2 separate regions of the Homo sapiens genome follow, and region 2 is linked to region 1. A link is a contact called in ENCODE Hi-C or POLR2A ChIA-PET data. All regions are on one chromosome and are shown on one strand. Each heading gives the region's core, a stretch centred on a gene start or an enhancer-like site at or near the end of the contact. The rest is flanking DNA. Distances are from core to core; before and after follow the strand shown.

What was found. Hi-C counts contacts between places; a loop is a spot of excess contacts on that map. ChIA-PET counts read pairs that join two places held with the same protein, here RNA polymerase II (POLR2A). Pooled maps may share reads with other maps.
Region 2: a map of ovary shows a loop between it and region 1 (10-fold over the local background). The contact joins the promoter of SNHG28 here to the promoter of FCRL6 in region 1. A Hi-C loop is called at or near these places in 16 of 168 maps with a recorded cell type or tissue (CD8-positive, alpha-beta T cell, HCT116, MCF 10A and 13 more) and 18 of 50 pooled maps. POLR2A ChIA-PET finds 5 or more read pairs at or near these places in 5 of 52 experiments (B cell, H1, MCF 10A and 2 more).

Annotation. Positions count from the first base shown.
Region 1 is chr1:159,800,737-159,807,878 of GRCh38, reverse strand. It overlaps FCRL6 (Fc receptor like 6), which reads right to left and starts at 5,519. Exons shown (of 10, transcript NM_001004310.3): 1 at 5,424-5,519; 2 at 1,263-1,283. The coding sequence starts at 5,454. It overlaps LOC105371464 (a long non-coding RNA gene), which reads left to right and starts at 849. Exons shown (of 3, transcript XR_922195.2): 1 at 849-5,341; 2 at 5,732-5,931.
Region 2 is chr1:159,849,596-159,856,286 of GRCh38, reverse strand. It overlaps SNHG28 (small nucleolar RNA host gene 28), which reads left to right and starts at 1,250. Exons shown (of 5, transcript NR_147125.1): 1 at 1,250-1,530. VSIG8 (V-set and immunoglobulin domain containing 8) reads left to right here. Exons shown (of 7, transcript NM_001013661.1): 6 at 206-404; 7 at 1,261-1,971. The coding sequence ends at 1,534. LOC107985216 (a long non-coding RNA gene) reads right to left here and starts at 1,440. Exons shown (of 2, transcript XR_001738263.2): 1 at 1,319-1,440. It overlaps LOC124900450 (small nucleolar RNA SNORD64), which reads left to right and starts at 4,315; the gene lies at 4,315-4,381. RefSeq lists a silencer at 1,228-1,637.

The DNA.
Region 1 (7,142 bases), core at 4,270-6,769:
CTCCTTGTCTTCTTTTATATTGCACTTTCCTGTCTGCCTTGCCAAGCTTGGCTTAATTGCATTCATTCTGTTCATTGTCTTGCCTCATTCCTCCTGACTCAATTCCCTCCAGCCTAGATTGGCTTCTCCTCCTGTGGCTACCTAATGTGACACTTTCTGCAGCCTTCACTTCTGATAATAGCAGCATCTGTGTCCACCAGAAAGCAGCTGGTGGGGCATGTTGGAGGTGCCACAGCCTGAGTTCTCTCCCTCCTGTCTTCCTCATTGGGCTTCCTTAGGCCCAGCCTCCATCTCTACCCTCAGCAGGGCGTTTCATCTTCCACCACTCTTATGGAAGGGATCTGTTCTCTCTGTCTCTATTCCTAAAATGTATTCTGTGCACTGATGTGAGCAGGAGAAGAGCTCCCAGGGATCCACCATCACCTGCAGGGCAGGCTGAGCCTGTCCCCAGTCTGTATCTGTCCCCAGCCTGTATCTGTCCCCAGCCTGTATCATCTCTTTGATAAGCCAGACACCCCCATTCCCAGACAGCCTTCTGAGCAGGCCTGATGGCCTGAGACTAATGAGGAGTAACAGTTAGGGAGCCCCAGCACATCCTGCTCTTGCCTGGATCTTCTGGATCCTTAGGACCCACTCTCCTCACCCTGGAAGTAACGATGCTCACCGCATTACCGAACAGCAGGTCTTGCTTCCACTACTGCTTTTTCTAACAGCACTAAGTATTGGTTTGAATTATCTCCCCCTGGAATCACAGAATATGTCCTTGGAGGTCAAGATTTCATAGATCAGAATTTTTTCCTGTTTGACAGAAAGCTCCATGGAGGTCAGTGTCACAGAATGGGCTGGAGGGAAGGGGATCTGAGGAAGGAAGGAAGACTGATCAGCAGAAAAAGGTGCCTGCTGCTTCTCTGAACATAAAAGGAAGGAAGGGAGTCCCAGTCTTGTTGAGTTGAGAATATAAGAGCTCCAGAACCACTTGAAGAGAAGACAGAGGCCACAGACACTTTTAAGGGTATAAGATAGAGGCCTAGAGTCCCACTGCTGAGGCTTGTGTCACCCTAGGACTACCCTTGGCCTTAGACTAGTGGAGTTCCAAGTTCCTCCTTTTCCTAGGAACTGGCCAAGACTCCTGAGGAAGGGGCCTAGTCTGGTGCTGCTCTGCAGATGTTTCTGGGGGACCCCATGGCACTGTCCTGTTCCCATCCAGTAAGTTTTGGCCCATAGACATACTTTGAATTAGAAGAGACATGGACACAACTTACCAGTTTTCCCAACACAGGGAACTGCAAGAGAACAAAGTAACACAATTAGGTTAAGTAGCAAAAAGAGCTTTCTGACAAGGAGGCCTGTCACTTCAGCAATGGGGACTTACACCCATTCAACCAACCACCCGGCCACCAAACCTCCTAGCCACCCATCCACACAGCCATCCAACCATCCAACCACATAACCACTCAACCACCAAACAACCCAGCCATCAGCCATCCAACCACCCAACCATCCAACCATCCAACCACCCAACCACCCAACCACCCGGCCACTTGACTACTCAACGTTTGTGCTGGACGTACTCCCTAGAACTCTTTGCCCTATCACAGTTCAAATGTTGCCTTCTCAAACAGGTCTTCCCTGGGACTCCAATCAAAAGAATTTTCCCCAATCACTAAAACAATGCCCCATTGTATTATCTTCAAAACACTTATCACTATTTGAATTTATCTTATTCATTAAATTGCCTACATGTTATCACCTCTCTCTCTGGCTAGAATATAAGCTCCATAGTAGCAGGGACTCTGCTTATTTTACTCATTGCTATATTTTCTATGCCCAAGACCTGTGCCTGGAACATAGTCTGTGTTCAGTAAGCATCTGCTGAATAAATGCATGAATGTTTTCCTTTGCATCCCATTGTACGAGGTGGGAAGCAAAAAGTAGAAAACATAGGACTAGACTCTTGTACGAATGTGCCTGAGGGTCCTACCTCCAACATCTACAGGAGAACCCATATAGCAAGGGCAGGACCTGATTCTTGTGGTCCCATCTCTCCACAGAGCTCTGGCAAAAAGGGTATGGAAGTGACCAGACTGAGGAGGATAAGTCCCCTGAAAGAGTAATCATTAAAGGATGTGAGACATTATCAGGCAGCATGGATGAATGAGAGAACTACAAACAAACTGGATGCATCCCACATCATGCTTGCATCTTGGATGTGCTACATTCATGTTTTTAAATGAGTGAATGTGTGAGAACAGGTGACCTGGGAAGAGGGGCCAACTCACAAAATGATGACAGATATGGTTAGATAGGTTTGAATAGCCCAAACAATGGAAGACCTGAAATTGAAGGTCATAGCTGGATATGAAGCAGTGAAGAATCTTCTGGACTTTGGGGCAAGGTGTGAAACAATGAATGAATGTAGGGCTGAGTGCAGTCAGTCCAGCCAATCCTCATACATTTACTTGTGTCCTGCATTGCTGGCATGTCCTAGGTATTTTACATAACACCAAAAAAAAAATGCAAGAATGGCCTTGGGAAGGGTGGGTGAAAACCCTCTAAGAGCAGATGTTTGGCTCTGTCACATGGTATCATCTTTGCTTTCTACACTACTTTGGACACAGGTGGAATCTTTCAGCTCAATTCTCTATTCAGCTCAGGGTCAGCTCAGTCATATGCTCTCAAGAGTGTGCAGAACAATGAGTCTCTTCTTTATCATCCCTCCATCTCCACCCCTAACCCCCATCTATGAGCTCGGTGTAGTGGAAAGCATGCAGGATTTGGAATCAGATGACCTGGACTTGAGTCATGAATTTGCCTCTTTCTGTACGACCTTGAACAAGTTGTCTAAGTTCCAAGAGCCTTCAATATCTCATTCTGTCATATCACATAATAGAAATGATAATAGTCATTTTTTTCTTACAGTGTAGTTGTGAAGGTTATGTTGACCCACTGCCTGGGAAAGTGGTTACTACATTAACTGAAAGCAGAAAGAAGGCCTGACCTCAGAGTGACAGAGACCTTACTCTGTAGTTATGTCTTCCTTCCCTTCCCCACCTCACTGGAAAACAATTGTGCAGCTACAAAGTGCTAAACAAACAGGGTTGAGACTACTGAAGCCAAAAACAAGACAGAAGGCACTCAGGAAGCATAGATGCACTTAAAATGAGCTCCTGTCCCCAAATCTCAATGACTTGCTCCCCATGGTACTGCAAGATCTTGGAGGTGGGATTACAAAATTGGTTTCTGCAATCAAAACAGCAGCCAACTGGGAACATACACAGGGGGTGACACCTGCTTACAGCAGTTCCTGCAATGAGGGCCCAGGGACCTCCATTAGCTATAGGCTGAAGATGAGGTGACAGTATCATGAAGTGGCCAAGAGCTATGGTCAAACCAAGTTGCGTAATAGAATTCCGAAAAATGAAGGCAGGAGCCCCTGCCAACTCTAGGAGCAGGATAATTTCCTCTTAAAGTTTCTGAGGGATCGGGAGATATTTATCTGGGAAAGATGCAACAGAGGAAAGACACAAAATACTTGGTGGGCTAAGCTTAAAAGAAGGGGGAGACTTATTCTGAGTTACTTTATAGGACAGAAATGGAAACTAGAGGGATCATGGAGGCAGATTTCGGCTCAACATGAAGAACTCTCTCACCACTGAGCTCTAGCACTGTGGAACAGGCTGCAGTGCCAAGCTGCAGCAGTCACATTGCTGGGAGGGCTGTATGGGACCCCATGACACCTCCTATGGACGCTGTGTGAGAATGCGGGGAGCAGCCTCCAGTGGTAGGAGGGAAGTTGGCTAATGTTCAGCTCAGAAGAAAATTAAGCCTAATTTCCCAAACTTTAAATACATATTTCACATTCAGCCAGGTCCCCACATGCTCAATGTCAGGATTCCTTTCCTCCCGGAGCCCTGACAGCCAATAATAGTAATAGCCACCAATTTATTATGACCACACCCTGCTCTTGAGAGAGGAAATAGCAGCTCTACACTTATGGTAAGATAAATGTTGCTACACACCCAGCCCCAGTGTCTGTGTTTTAGGCTGTTTTTCCAGGGTCCCTGAGCATCAAGTGGGACCAAATTTGCTGGTGCTGGATTCTCCATTACACTGTGCACCAGTCAGCCGGTCACTGATTCCCTTCCTCTCCTCATTTGCTGTCTGTCATCCTCGTCCTGGGTTCCAAGCTGGAACACTCTCAGACTGTATCTAGACAAGTCCAAGGGCTGTTCCTTTTACAAGGTAGTGCCGGTAGTGCCATTTGCCCCTGGGAGTCTTCTGCCTGGAGTATATCCAGGCATTAGGCTATCCTGTCCCCGCCTCAGTGTGAGCATTAGACCTTTTCATTTGTCCAAATGGCCATTCATAGAACACACGAGTAGCATGCTATGCTGGAGAAGGAACATTGAGTGGAAGGGGCATTTTCCTCACAGGGTCAAATTCTCACAAACTCTGTCCAGGAAGAGGTTATATTTAGGAACAGTTTTGCTTTTCTAGTTCAAGGAATACAAATAGCAAGCAAGCTATTGGGACCAAGAATTAAACAAAAAGTAGGTCCACTTGGAAACTGTAAAGTGAAACAAAATATATGCCAAATTATTTCTTTTAGGTATAAGGGGGGTGACACTGGCTGAGACTGAGCTGGGTCTGGGGGAGCCCAGTGACCCTCTGCGTGCAATCCTCTACCCTTAGACCAGCTCTCTTAGTTACAAGTAGCCTGCATGAGAAGAAATGGAGAGAAGAGAGAGAGAGACATGGATCAGACAATGGAGTTGATTCTTCAAACCAGCCCCATGGATCTGAAACAGCTCCCAACAGAGAGAAGATGTAGGCGGAAGAGAGACAGTCAATTTGAAAAGGGCTTTGGTTACTCAGAGCACAGGCCTTTCAACCAGGTGAGAGGTCTGGCCATTGTTACCTGGTTCTAAGAAAATGCTGAGGCTCCATAAAAATATGTCACCCTGTAAAATTCCACCTCCCATTGCTGAGCAAAATGCCTGGGACTGTTTCCCCTCATTTCCCTGACTCCTTCCCTGTTGCCCCCAGCAGCCTCCTTCCCTCCTGCAACCTCCATTTCCTTTTGAGACAGCTCTGATTAGTATTTTAACCTGATGTCACAAGGTAGAAATGTCATTGGGAAGTTAGGGGACTTTGTAATGTGATTTTCTGCCTCCCTAATTTATCTCTGACATATCAAAGGGCTGCGCTGCCAAGGACCCAGGACTACGGGGTAGGAAACACTGAGGAGTTTCTCCTACCCCAGTGCCCATCTCTCCCAAGCATGCCCAGGTGCACACACCTGTCTTGAGCTCCAGCCACAAACCCACTGGAATTGGGAAAGGTAAGATGAGGAACTTGGTGTCTCAGGGATGACTTACGGTCCTTAGTGCTCCAAGAGGGGATGCCCATGCTCGTTGACTTACCAAAGAGCAGCACAGCCGTCCAGAGCAGCATGGGGCCTGTTCTGGCACAGCGGAGGGAACACAGGTCAGAAACAGGTCAGGGCGAAGCCGGCAGAGAGCAACCAGGCCTCAGGACCGAAGGTGGGTGGGTGGCCTGAGCTGGGTGGTGCTATAGCTTGATAGCCAAAATAGGAAGTGGAAAAGAAACTTACAAAGCTCTAATTGATATTTCCTCTTTGGTTGAAGAAGTATTACATGAATAAATTTTCCTGAACACTAAGTATGAAGGAGTCGGTAAATCACTAATAAATCCCTGACATTTTCTGCAGCTTCAACAAGCCTATGCCAGGGAACTAGGATGGAACATGGTTATGGGACACCTCCATTAGAAAGGTCCAGAGACTGCCCGAATTTGCTTGGCTTCAGCGTCATTCAGCCTGGGAGACAGCGCAGCACTGTAAAACTAAGATCATCTACCCCTTGACCACCGAGTGACCTCCCAGCTTCCAAGGAGCTCCTGTCTCCAGAGGTAAATGTGTGTGGATGCTGCAATGCGATGGAGAAGTGGAGCCCTGAGGATGCTTCACAGGATCCTCAGTTCAGGAGGGAATCAGACATCGATGAGTCTGGAGTAGAACACAGATGGAGCTTCGGCATCTGAGGCTTTTAAGACTGTCAGTATGATTTTGAGAACTATTCCTTAAAAGACACCATTAAGAGAAGGAACAGGCAAGCTGTGGTGTGATGAGATAGTTTAAATACATGTAGCTGACAAAGGGCCCACAGAAGAAATATAAGAATTTCTGCAAGTCAGTAAGAAAAGGACAGACAACATACTAGAAAAATGGGCAAAAATAATTGGATAGGTACTTCACAGAAGCAGATATCCACGTGTCAAATCAACATAGCAAAAGGAGCTAGACATCATAAATCACCGTGGAAATGCAAATTTAAACCATAATAAGATACCACTACACCTTCCATAAGAATAAGGGAGTGATACCAGCTGAGACTGAGCTGGGTCTGGGGGAGCCCGTGACCCTCCCCATGCAATCCTCTACTGAGTATTGGTGAGGATGTGAAGAAACTAGAACTCTTGTACACCACTAGTGGGAATATAAATTGGTACAGTCACTAGAAAATGGCTTGGCAGAATCTACCAAAACTAAACACAGGGATCCCTGATGGCTCAGCATTTTCACTCCTGGGTAAATGTCAAACAGAAATGTATACATATAAGCCTGAAAAAACATATACAAGAGTGCTCATAGCAGCATCATTTGTAATAGATAAAAACTGGAAATTATTCAATGTTCCCTCAACAGAAAAAGAGGTCACACATTCTCATCTCCTCTGTGGACAGAACATGGGAGTTCACGGTGAAACACAGAGTCAGGCAAAATACTAGGAAGCATTTTCATTTTCTTGTTTCTTTTCTTTCTTTTTTCTTTTTTTTATTGAGAAGGAGTCTTGCTCTGTTGCCCAGGCTGGAGTGTAATCTTGGCTCACTGCAACCTCCGCCTCCCAGGTTCAAGTGATTTTCCTGCCTCAGCCTCCCATGTAGCTGGGATTACAGGCATGCACCACCATGCCTGGCTAAGCATTTTCTGACAGTAAAGTTCTTCCTGGAAATCTTTAAGTGAGAAGTTCTACATAGTCTGATGGAATTTGATGTGCCTATTGCTGAGGCCAGGAATGGACAGAGAGAATTTTCTAAGTTTTCTTGCCCTAGATTGTCTG
Region 2 (6,691 bases), core at 1-2,500, 53 kb before region 1:
GGAAGCCCTGGGAGAAGCATGCTGACACGAGGGGTTAACTTGCATCTCCCCATATCTTCCCCACTGGGTGTTCCAGGGCTAAGAGACCCCCTGGGTCCCTCTCCCTCTTTCCCATTAACCCCTGACCTGGCACCTCCTGGTGCTGTTCCCTCAGGCACCTGCCAGGCTGTGAGAAAGCCTGACCTGCCTCCACTTCTCTCCACAGACTCCCGGCGTATAGGCGTGATCATCGGCATCGTCCTGGGCTCTCTGCTCGCGCTGGGCTGCCTGGCCGTAGGCATCTGGGGGCTCGTCTGCTGCTGCTGCGGGGGCTCCGGGGCTGGCGGCGCCCGCGGTGCCTTCGGCTACGGCAACGGCGGCGGGGTCGGCGGAGGGGCCTGCGGCGACTTGGCTAGTGAGATCAGGTAAAACCTGATGCATGCTGCATGCTGCTGTGCGGCAGGGAACCGGCGCCCTGCCCACCTCACTCCTGCCTGCCACCGGCCGGCTGGGCCCCCCACCCCAACCCTGCCCGCCATCGCCACGGAGTGCTGGGACTGCGGCATGTCGACCTGCCACCCAACTCATGGCTTTCCCCTCCCCCTGCCACCCCAGTCTTCACCTCTGCTCCCTGCCTTCCATTTCCCTCCTGCCTACGCACCTGTCTGTCTTGTCTAGACTGTAAGCTCCTGGAGGGCAGGGCCTATGTTTTTTCACGTTTCCCCTGTACTGCGCCGGTAAGAACTCTGACATTATTATTTAAGAAGAGCTAATAATAAGAATAGTGCTAATAACTTATATTAGAAGCAAACTAGAAATAAAAATAGAACAAGTCTAGTAGTGCTAATGATTGCAATGCCTCGGGGATGGAGGGAAAGATGGAGAAGACTGAGGGGCAGGAGGTGAGAAAGAGAGAGATTGCTCGAGCAAGGTCAGGATTAGCTAAGGAAAGAAGAAGAGGAAAAGCACCTTCTTCTGGGCCTGCGAAACATCAGAAAGGGATTGCAGGGGCCTGGAGGGGGCTGCCTGCAGGGCTCTCCAGATACGCGTGGACAAGCCCTGTCTGGAGGATGGGGATGCTGGCTCCGGGACCGCTGCAGGGTCGCCGACCCAGGAAGGGTCACAAAGGACAGTAGGTCGAGGCCGAGGGAGAGAGACGAGGGCAGGTGGAGGGAGGCGCGGGAGACAAGAGGTTGCCAAGAGCCCCCGGCTCTGCCCAGGCCGTGCCCACGCCCCGCTGCGGAGCAGCCCGCTCACCCGCCCGCCTGTTGTTTTCCACAGAGAGGACGCCGTGGCGCCCGGGTGCAAGGCCAGCGGGCGCGGCAGCCGCGTCACCCACCTCCTGGGGTACCCGACGCAGAACGTCAGCCGCTCCCTGCGCCGCAAGTACGCGCCTCCCCCCTGCGGCGGCCCCGAGGACGTGGCCCTGGCGCCCTGCACCGCCGCCGCCGCCTGCGAAGCGGGCCCCTCCCCGGTCTACGTCAAGGTCAAGAGCGCGGAGCCGGCTGACTGCGCCGAGGGGCCGGTGCAGTGCAAGAACGGCCTCTTGGTGTGAGCGCGCGCGCCGGGCCGGGCTGCGCCCCAGCCAGGAGGAGGGCGCGGGGCTCTCTGTCTGCAGCTGGGGACACGTCGGGGCTGGGGACGACCTCGCTCGCCCCAGGCTGCCAGGCGGCTGGGGGTGAAGGCATTTCCCTAAGGAAATGCGTAGGGAGGCAGAGCCTCCTCCCCAAAAGTGGGAAGGGGCGGGCGAGGGCGGAGGAAGGCGATCCTGAGCCTTCTCCGCACCCCCGGGACCGAAGGCTTGGGGGAGAGGGAGGGAGGAGGAGGCTGAGTGTCCTAGAGCGGCTGAGGCCGGAGGCCTGGTGTCCCCAGCCTAAGCAGAGGGCCCCGGGGGCCGGGTGGGTGGGGGTCTGTCTGGACGAATTGTTCTGTGTGTGAGGTCTGAGCTCTGAGGCAGCAGTGTTAGCACAATAAAGAAACATTGAGACGTGAGTCCGAAGTGGCTGTCCGCGTTCCACGGAGGTTGGGCACGGGGTGGCGAACCCTGCCCAGGGCCGGGGAGGGTTGCTTCTGTCGCTCGCCTCGACCACGCCCCCTCTCCTCCCTCCTGCTTAGATCCCTGGCAGTCAGAGCTGGAAGGGGCCATCCAGGGCAACTCCTCTGAACAACATACAAAGTGCAGATAAAAGGAAAACAAAGACAAAAAGAATTAGCTCAGAATATCTACGACCGTAAAATAAACTGAGGAACCGACAAAGTGCAATACACTTGCCATTTCTAAATATTCAAAGTTTTCACATGTCAAGATTTTCTATTGAGAATAATGTGCTCTGAAGGTCTAGGGAGTCTTTGTATGTTGCTGAAAGCTAAAAGGAAACCAGTCCTTGGAGCACAGAAGGCACAGGCATCCGGTGAGACAGAAACAAGGACATGTGAAAATAAGACTACAACCTCTTATATTAAAAAACTAAGTGCCACAGTTCTAGGGTGCTGGGTGAAGTGCAGGAAGGAGGGGGAATAATATTTATATAGCATATATTATGGAACTCGGAGAGTATGGTAAATCCCTTCACCTAGATGCTGCTGGTGTTTTAGAACAATTATTTTTGTGGTTCTTTTTTTTTTTTCATTTGTCTGCAGTTGGTCAACTTGTGCAGAGCCCATTCTGCAGGAGATGTTTGAGAAATACCAAGTGAATGAGTGTGGCAGCATTACTTTATGCTAGAAAAAAAAAGTTTTTAGATATTTTACAGTTACTGCCTTATGATGGAATATTCTGTGGTGAGAATCTAGGCCTTTCTGAGATCCAGCTCCACGTTCTTACACCCTGAAGTAGTCAGCCACTCCTAGATAGGGATTAATTGAGCTATTTAGTATTTACCAGCACTTGTTTTGTTAAACACCTTGTCATGATATTTACAATGTATTTTGGGGGATGTTTTAGTCATTTTTGGTTCAAAAGTGGAAATCAATAAGCACTGTTTTTGTTAATAGGCGCAAGACGTCCTCTCTTGTTTAGTGAGATGGGGAGTGCTTAATTGAAGAGTAATGTTTGAGATAAAGTTCCAAGGATATATTTGCTAAGCAAACAGTAAGTAAAGTGGGCAGTGTTATAGATGTTCCTTTGTTGATAAAGGGACCAGGTGGTCACACAGCAAGGAGGGGGATGCAGACAAGTAGACAAGCTCTACTAATCCTTCTTTGTTCAACATCATCTCTGTTGGGCATTGGAATCTACTTTGCTAATGCAATGCCCACTTGCCTATAATTTAAGAATTTCTAATATGGAATAGAAATGATTAATAGGAGAAGCTTGGCTGGATTAATTTCCTGTGCTGAGAAAGATTAAACTTAAAAAAAAACAGTTAGGTCCATCCTAAATGCCCAAGATTTAAGAAGGAACCTCATAGTTCAACTGGGTATTTGATGAATGTGAATGATTTTGTATTTGATGAGCTGATGAGGACAGTATAGTGATGCAGAGGGTAGGTGCTTGTACATCTGAATTGTCTGGGCTGTTTCTTATTTTATATGTAATTTATTTGTATTTAAAGAGTTCATTTTATGTTAGATTATTTGTGCTTTGGTAGCAAAAATATATTTGAAAGGGTAAGTTCCTGAAATCAGCAGTTTCATGTCTGCTAGGAGACAAGTATCAGGAAAAGTAGTGTGGGTTCTATCATTTCCATGCTACAACTTGGATGGTGTTACCTTACCACTTTGGTCCCTTGTTTCAGGGATGTTAGAACTTAGCTTAGACCTTCCTCAGAATCCTTTTGGACTTTGTGTTTCATTTGTTTGGCCTGCCTTGATTTTATTTGGTCATCCTTCTTGATTCTTTCATATTATTTGTTTACACTTAACTCTGGAATATTTTGGTGGTTGTTTTCAATGTACTGTAGGTCTTTAAATTGGTTTATAATGAATTATTGAGGAGAATAGCAAGTTGTTGACATTATATCTGTCTGTAGTAACATTAGAATATTTCCATTTCAATTTGTTGGGCAATTTGCTTGTGGAAATATAAGATGTTATATTTAGTTCTATCAAAACCAGGATCTCAATATTATTCTTTTGGCAGGTTGCTGCGTGTGTGTGTGTGTGTGTGTGTGTGTGTATGTGTGTCTGTCTGTCTGTCTGTCTGTCTTTGATTTTTTTCCTTCATATTTTCCCCTTAATTCGGTGTCGGTCAATACTGTTGCTGTTTCACATCCATTGTCACATAAAACTAGTCATCTCATTCTCCCAGGCCCCCTGTCCTTGGGAAGGGATGTGCACTCTGCAGGTATTAGTGATTTTATATAGCTGCATGAGTTGCTGGGAAAGGCCTTGGCTGGATTTATAATGAGCTGTGTTTACTGAGCATTATGAAGTAAAGTTCAATATGATTACTCTGAAGTCTGACCTAAAAAAAATCCTACTCCTTCACTATACAGATAGGGAAACTGAGGCCCCTCAGGCTGGACTTTAAATCCCCAATCTTACTTTTCCATTTTATTCTAGAAGGTCAGTTGAGAGGAAACACGGCTCTGTCATGGATGACCTCTAAATGATCCCTGACCATTCTTAGCATCCTTCTTTCTCTTCCCCTCATTGACCTAATCTTGACTTCTTTTATCTCTTTCAGATGTATGCCTTCTTTCTTAATAGCCAGGAAGTGTTTTAGAGTCATACTCTCTGGTGTAGAAAGACCTTCAAGGCCAACTAACCCAGCTCCCCCTTTTGGTGGGAAGGGGATTGGCATTTATTGAGCACCTATTAAGTGTTAGGTGCTTTTTGATTTTTTGTCTTATTTATTCCTTACTTTAGTCCTATGAGGTTGTGTATTATCCCCATTATACAGATGAATAAACTGAGGCTCAGAGGGATTAGGTATCTTGACCAAGGCAACAAAGATAATAAAGATAATTCAGGATTTGATCTAGGCATGTTTGATTCCAGGACAGCAGGCTGTTTCTCTGGCATTTGAATTCCTTCTATAGCATTCCTGACAAAGGGTATGTAACGTCTTCTTGACAACCTCCAATGGCAGCTCACTACCTTCCGAGGCAGGCCACTTGGCCTCTGACTGTCAATATTCAACAGAACATTTCTCTGAACCCGGTTTTTGTCCCCATATAGCTTTTATCCCTTGATCCAAGTTCTACTCTTAGGGACCCCAGAGCATTGTATTTCTAATTCAGCTGCCTCTAGTGGACAAAGTGGTTGCACTCCATACAGGATGGCTGCAACAGGGACACAACTGGACACTTGTCTGGTCTAGTTGGTAGGAGGTGTTCAGAAGAGCACAGTACTTCAAGGTCACTTCGTTCTACTTTCCTTTCCCCAGCTGCTTGCTTGTTGAGAGCCCAGCCTCTTTCTTCTCTCTTTGTCTCTTTTCTCTTGAGGAGAAGCTAGTCTTCCTCATTTTTCCTGCTCCTATTCTAGGGCCACAGGAGGTGTGGGGTGTGCATGGGCCTCAAAGTGTCTTTAGGAAGCCCCTAAACACTTCTTAGTAACACATAACTAGGAAACCCTCAAGATGACTTGGGTATTTGCAAAGGGGTGATGGCATTGCCAGCTCTGCTTTTATAGAGCGTGCTGAGAGACATGAGAGATAGTAATGAGGCAAAAGGAACCAGAGACCACTGTCTTGGGGGTGGGAAGGTGGGGAGTTCTTGGGAATGGGAAGAGGTATAGGGAAAGGACGTTAAATAAGGAGAAGAGCAGAGAACTCCAGGAACCATCCATCCCTTCATTTATTTGGTCATATTTATGAGCACCTATAAGACGACTTGTCATAGATGAAGAGATCTTCAGCAGGGCACTGTGCCTGGCATATTTTTGCCCTAAGGCAAAATATCCCCTAAGGCAGGGGATGGTATAGGATGACTTGGGGAGGGTGCTCCCTGTCTGAGGAGCCTCCAGCTTAGCTTCCTGAAAGGTGCTGAGGGACAGAGGCAGCCAGTTGGCTGTGCAGGTTGTTGAATGATATAATCTTCCCTATTCCAGGAACAAGGGAGCCATGATCAGACTTGGCCTCTATTTGGGGGGTGGGACCAGTGAGGCTCTGGCAAGAAAGGCTCACTAAAGAGCAGCAAGAGAGATTTTATAGAGACTCTGAGAACAGCTTCCTGTTAGGGTGAGTCAACAGGGAAGGTAGAGATTTCCTAAATCCAATGCTGAGATCACAGTCGTCACTGTACTTACCACCCCAGGAGAACGAGGGAAGGAAGTTTCTGTTTGAACAATTTTGCTTCAGGGATGCCTTGGTGTTTTTTGTTCATTTCTCCTGCATGAAACCTTGTTCAGTGCTGGAGGAGAGCACTTGTGGTGACATATGTTCAACAGTGGCTTTGGGAGTAGGGTGTAGGGTGGGGTAGGGACTGGGAAGCCCTGATTTGTAGCCTTTGCTGATTTCCATGATGTCAATGCTTCCACTATGGCTGAATTCAAGCTACCAACATGATGTGACTGGCATGGAATTGGGAGAAATGTTTAGTAGCACATGATTGTATAGTATTTCCATGATACAGATACAATGGAGGAAGTAAATAACTTTAAGAGCTTAGGTAATAGTGAACTGTAGTAAAGTCATCAGGAAGTGGTGAGTTTTGAGTACTTATCACCTTTGTTTTAATATCATTTAATTATAAATGTATGTAATTTACTTTTTAATAATGGCTGCATTTAACAACTGGCTTGGGAAAGTTAGGTGGACCATGTCACCCCA